Regions from separate parts of the Homo sapiens genome. Here region 2 is linked to region 1. A link is an interaction called in ENCODE POLR2A ChIA-PET data of the cell type or tissue named here. Cell type or tissue: PC-3. All regions are shown on one strand. Links, peaks and the distances in the headings refer to the core of each region. The heading gives the core; the rest is flanking DNA.

Evidence for each region. ChIA-PET counts read pairs that join two places held together with the same protein. Peaks named below come from ENCODE experiments on the same cell type or tissue, not always from the same donor. Only the 100,000 strongest peaks of a DNase experiment are listed, where the experiment ranks them.
Region 2: POLR2A ChIA-PET joins it to region 1 with 6 read pairs; 4 of 35 experiments call an interaction of 5 or more read pairs at or near these places.

Annotation. Positions count from the first base shown.
Region 1 is chr3:14,653,612-14,656,529 of GRCh38, forward strand. It overlaps CCDC174 (coiled-coil domain containing 174), which reads left to right. Exons shown (of 11, transcript NM_016474.5): 2 at 815-919; 3 at 1,918-2,018. Among named protein-coding and RNA genes, the nearest start is that of CCDC174, 3.3 kb to the left of the region's middle. In PC-3, for the core only: no CTCF peak of the experiment used is centred there; no DNase peak of the experiment used is centred there; H3K4me3 peaks cover 360 bases.
Region 2 is chr3:14,586,848-14,589,765 of GRCh38, forward strand. It overlaps a transcript of GRIP2 not described here. Among named protein-coding and RNA genes, the nearest start is that of GRIP2, 48 kb to the left of the region's middle. In PC-3, for the core only: no CTCF peak of the experiment used is centred there; a DNase peak (open chromatin) is centred at 1,344; H3K27ac peaks cover 1,020 bases.

The sequences.
Region 1 (2,918 bases), core at 239-2,738:
GCAGAGTAGGCAGGGGTAATTAATGTAGCTGAGGGAAAGGTACTAATATTCACCCAACTGCCCCACTCCCTATGCCTTGGCCTTCTTTCCTGTTCTTGAACCGTGTGATTCAGCCAAGCTTACGGTTTTTGAAATGGATTAAGTCAAACGTGGAGCTGTTATAATTCACCCAGTCTATTTTATTTCTAGCTGTTGAAATAATGTGTCTTTAAAGGCTCTGCTCTAAGCTTTCTCTGATCACTCTGCTCAGAAGGAAATGCTCTGTTATCTGAACTTATGTGCTACTTTCTTCCACTCTAGAGTCATTTGTTTTATTTTGTTGGTAGTATAAATTACTTTCCTTGTTACATTGTAGGCTCTTTGAGGCAGAGAGTATGTCTAATTCATGTTTATGTTCTGCTCTTCAGCGTTATTTCTACAGCATTTCACTGTAGAAATAAGTTGTGATGATGAAATGAGTGCAGTGCTAGTCAGAGAGAAGGTGCTTAATAATGCAAGTTTAATCTGAAACTAAAAGATGCAGACTTTATTAATTTATTTTGCTTTATCACTTTCTCCTTGCCTAAGGAAAGCCTCGAGTGTTGAAAGTCAGAGTAAAAATGCATTTGCAGCAGAGGTAGAATGAAACATGACTTAGCTTAATTTGTGTACTGGATTCTACATTTAAACATTTAGTTACTTAAACATTTAGTTTTTTAGCCATATTTGTCCATTTAGCGGAACTTGAAATATTCCTTTGGAAATTATAATAATTTAGCAATCCAGTCACCTGCAGGAATTTAATATTTTTGTTTACTTACTGCTTTCATTCTAGTTGGTAGATCTTAAGGCTGAACTCTTCCGAAAGCAAGAAGAATTCAAACAAGAAAAACTTCTAAAAGATTCTGGAGTTTTTGGAAAACCAAAAACAACTAACAAGGTAAAAAATAAGATCTAATTATCTCCATTGGTTCCAAACATGGGAGAATTATACCATATTTAAGTGTTTTAAAATTGTCAGTGGTATCTGTACACATAAATGTTAAGGAAAAATCTCTATCTTGTATTTAACATCTGCATGAAATGTTATTAAAATAGAAATTAGTAAGATTATATAAAAGTACATAGTAATGTGCTAATTCTTTAGCACTTCTTTTGGAAAAATGTGGATTGTTTACATTTCATAAACAGATGGAAGGTTATCTGGTTCTATAAGTGTTAGGTATCCAAATAGAGATAAACAATTAGATAATATAGGAATATAGCGGAAAATATCAGGGTGTATAAGAGCTGTGAATTTTTCCAGTTTTATAGGTAATAGTGTCTACTATTTGTATTACTAATTCTCTGTAATATGTACATTTTCATTAATCTTGATTTAGGTTGTAATCATTCAGGAGATAAAAGATAGTAGGAAGTGATTCTGCACTCAGGAAGCTCTTTAGGCTGGGCGTGGTTCCCACGCCTCTAATCCCATCTCTTTGGAAGGCCGAGGCAGGCAGATCACTTGACCCCAGGAGTTCGAGACCCGCCTGAGCAACATGGCAAAACCCCGTCTCTACAAAAAAAAATTAGTCAGGCATGGTGGTGCGCACCTGTATTCCCAGCTACTTGGGAAGCTGAGGTGGGAGGATCACTTGAGCCCAGGATGTTGAGGCTGCAGTGAGCTGAGATCGCACCACCACACTCCAGCCTGGGTGACAGAGTGAGATCCTGTCTCAAAGAAAAAAAAAAAAGTTATTTATATAATTGAGGGCTCTTTTTTTAGCTCCTGCTTGCCATGTATAGTCAGTATCTTTGTAGGACACAGCTTATCTAGTTATCTCCATTGATTCATAAGAACTCATGATCTCCTTTGTTTTTTTTTTTCCTGATGCACAAGTAGAGATTTTTTGGCAATCATGTGGTTCTGTTTTGTCTTCTAAAATTATTCTCCAGAAACCAAGTATCTGGAGCAAACAGAATGTAGGCGTTTCAAATCGAGCTGAGAAGGATGCTGAACAGAAGATTGAAGAACAGAAGACTTTAGACAAAGCAAGGTAAAGTTATAAGCTCTGGTAAATATAGTTAGCTTTGAGGCTACCCAGGCAGAGAAATGGAAGTTCAAATTTTGTCCTTTTTGATTTACAAATTTTATTTTTAACATCCTTCTAGCCCAATGCTCTAAGTACTCTAAAAATAATATAATTTGCAGATATATCTGTAGTCTTATAAAAAGGTAAAACATAGTCACAGTTTATAAGATGAAACATTCTTGCTGTCAGCCTTTGTTAGACACTAAGATTATCAATACATTTTTAAGAGGTTTTCCCATGGTGTGGGCTAGGTGGGATGACACTAGAATTTAGAAACCCTAAACTTCCCCCCCACCTTTTATTTTGAAAAACTTCAAGGGTACATAGAACATTCTAATATTCTTCACCTAAATTCCCCAGTTAACATCTTGTCACATGTGCTTTCCCTCTCTCTCTCTTACACACACACACGCGTGTGTAGAGAGACTTTAAGCTTCATACTTTCCCTGTAAGTCGTTCAGCCTATATCTTCTGAGAACAAGGACATTTTCCTACATAACCACAATACCGCTATCAAACCCAAGAAATTTAACACTGATAAATTAGTATTATCTATTTTGTGGTCCATATTCAGATTTCACCAGTTATCCCAGTACAATTATGTATTTTATAGATTTAAAAAAAAATCCAGGATTCAAAGATTACCCATTGTTTGTAGTTGTCAAATCTGTTTAGTCTTCTTTAATCTAGAACTGTTCCCTTGCCTTTTGGTTGTCTGTTATGCCATTAACGTTTTTAAAGGGTCCAGGCCAGTTATTTCTGCAGTGTCCCACAACCAATTAGAGTCGTATGAAATGTTTTTGGTAAGAATACTATGTGGGCAGTGGTGTGTCCTTCCCATTGAATCACATCAGGAGGCTCATA
Region 2 (2,918 bases), core at 87-2,586, 67 kb before region 1:
GCATTCTGCCACTCAAGGGCTTTTAATAATCCAGGGAAATACTGATCCTGTAAAGCCAGGTGAAGAAAAAACAAAACATAAAATAATGTGTGTGGTATGACAGCAACAAAAATAAATGATAGATAAAAGACTGAAAGGAAATACACCAGAGTGGCCCTGGGGAGGGGGCAGGTGGAGGATGATTTTCATTTTCTTCTTCGTCTTTATTTTCAAAATAGTCTATATTTAACAACAATTACATGCTTAATCTGAGAAAAAGTCATTTCACTTAAGAGGATTTATTTTCTTAAAAATAGCCAGAAGCCAGAGAAATGTGTCCATATCAGTTCTGTATGGAGAAGGAGGTCCACTGCATGGCAATGTCTTTGTTTATTGATGTCGCTGTGTTTAATTATTAAAACTAGTTTAAATGTCCAACAAACATCTTATGTGGTTTTATAAAATTAGAAATGTAGAAAAAGGAGGAACCATGAAACTGGCCAACAGGAGGGCCAAGAGTCCAATCCTAGCTCAGGTACTAAGTTAGGCAAAACTTTTCTCTTTTAGGCTGAGGTGTGTGGATCACCTGAGGTCAGGAGTTCGAGACCAGCCGGGCCAACATAGTGACATAGTGAAACTCCATCTCTACTTACAATACAAAAATTAGCCAGGCATGGTGGCGGGCACCTGTAGTCCCAGCTACTAGGGAGGCTGAGGCAGGAGAATCGCTTGAACCTGGGAGGCGGAGGTTGCAGTGAGCTGAGATCATGCCACTGCACTCCAGCCTGGGCGACAGAGTGAGATGCCATCTCCAAAAAAAAAAAAAAAACAAAACAAAAAAAACCCTTCTCTTTTCTGGGTCTCAATCTTCTCATCTGCAAAATGAAGTTAACTGTCCCTGCCTCCCATTGTTTGGTAGGATTGTGGCCTCTACAGAAAGGGTTGTGCCTGTGCCCAGCACATGGTAGTAAATGCTGGGTGCGCTCTGCCCTCCAAGACCCCAGCTCAGGGTCCTTCCAACTACTATACTCCCAACAGGTAGGCAGGGCTCCTCCTCAAATCTTTTCAATCTTGCACTCCGTCTATAAAAAATGTGCATTCCTCTGCAGTGACATATACATATTATTCATAAAGTAGCCATGTATTACTATATTTGCATATCATGCACATTATACAACATACCCAAAAAGAGAAACAAATTAAACTGTGATAGAAGATAAATGTAAATGGAAGCTCTTCATATTTGTTCCCAACCTCCTCCTCAGGAGACTGTCCTGGGCATGGCTCCTGCACCCAACCTGGGAGACCGTTAGCTCTGTCTGTGAGTTCCTGGAGGGCAGAGTTCACTGAGGTCTTAGTCACTGCTCTGGTCCCAACAAACTGTTGGCACTCAGTCAAGAGTTGTTTAGTGAGCTCTGTGGTTCAGCCTGGTTTATATTAGAAGAAACAAAAGAACAGCAAAAAGCAAGTCACTCAAGCCAGAGTCTGACTCCTTGGGTGTGAGGAACCCCGGCCTCCCCTGGGACCCTGGGCCACCCTCTCTCCTTCTCTGGACACTGTCTCCCTACCTACTACCCAGGAGAGCCAAACTGAGTGGTCTCTGAGAATAGGTCCTTTCTGCTGTCCTCAGACATCAGCCTCAAGCCCCTCCCCACTCACTCAAGGTGGGTGGCCTCTCCTGGGACCCAGGTGGCCACTGATGTGTACCCTTCTGGGGTCCAGCCTCACTGTAAAATACAGCTGCACCCACCTGCCTGCCCTTCAGGACTCCCGCCGGCCCAGAGCCAGCTGCCCACAAACCCCTGGATATAAATCTTGAGGCTCAGTTCCGTCAGCACAGAAGGCAAGCAGTAAATTTAAGGCTCCAGGGTCTCTGGCAGGAAAGCTTCCTGGGAGAATTCATTTTTCACCCTAGAAAAATTACCATCCCTGGATGAGAGAGGGGAAGCATTTGCTCATTTGGTTGAAAAGTGGTTGTTTGAAGGGCCCCCCACACCTCCCACACAGGGGATTCCCCAGCAAGCTTCTAGCTGGCTCCCAGCTTCCAGGGCTATCCATCCAGGGACCTCCAAGACAGGGGCCTCATGGCGGGCCCCTCACACCCAGCCCCCCAAAACCTGCCTCCATCCCTCTCCTCCAGGCTGTGGTCTCCACCCCACTGAGCAGAGGCCTGGGGCTGAACAGAAAGCGCCTACTCACTCGGGACCTTGAACAAGCAAAACCATCTCAAGTCTTTATCCTTTTTGCAAACTCACACAAATCCTAAGTGGGAGCATAAACTGGAACAGCCTTCTTGGGGAGCCATGCAACACCAGGCACTAGACACAACCTATTTCTTTAGCTAGAGAACGGGTGCACTGGGGACGTCTTTATGTTGCTCTTTAAAAAATACAAATGTACCCATCACTCTTCGTTGTGTACAATATACCTCGTGATAAAACAGCAAAGTGTAGAAATGCATGATAGTACACAACTATTTGTCTAAAAAGGGGGAAAGATGTATTCACAGTTGCTTCTATAGGCATAGAAGAAATTTCTAGAAGGACAGTCTAGAAATGGATGATGGTAGTTGTTGCCTACCATGGGAGAGGTGGGGACTAGCAGATGGAAGACAGGGGTTGGAGAAAGGTTCTTCAAGGATGTGTTTTGAGATTTTTTTTACCTGAACAATGTGACTGAGTTCTCAGGCCAATCCCCTATAGACAGTTGGTTTATTCCTTTTTAAAAGTTTATTGACACTGCAACAAATGTCCTTATTCATGTTGTCTAGTGCGTCTGTGATAGGTTTTTCTCTAGAATAGATACTTGGAGAAGGAACGGCCGGGTCAAAGAGTGTCAGCACTTGCCATATCGACAGGTAACTGTCAAACTAACCTCCACGATAGCACTACCCACTTATTGTAGATGTCAGCCTCTACTTCCCCCACAATCCCACCAAC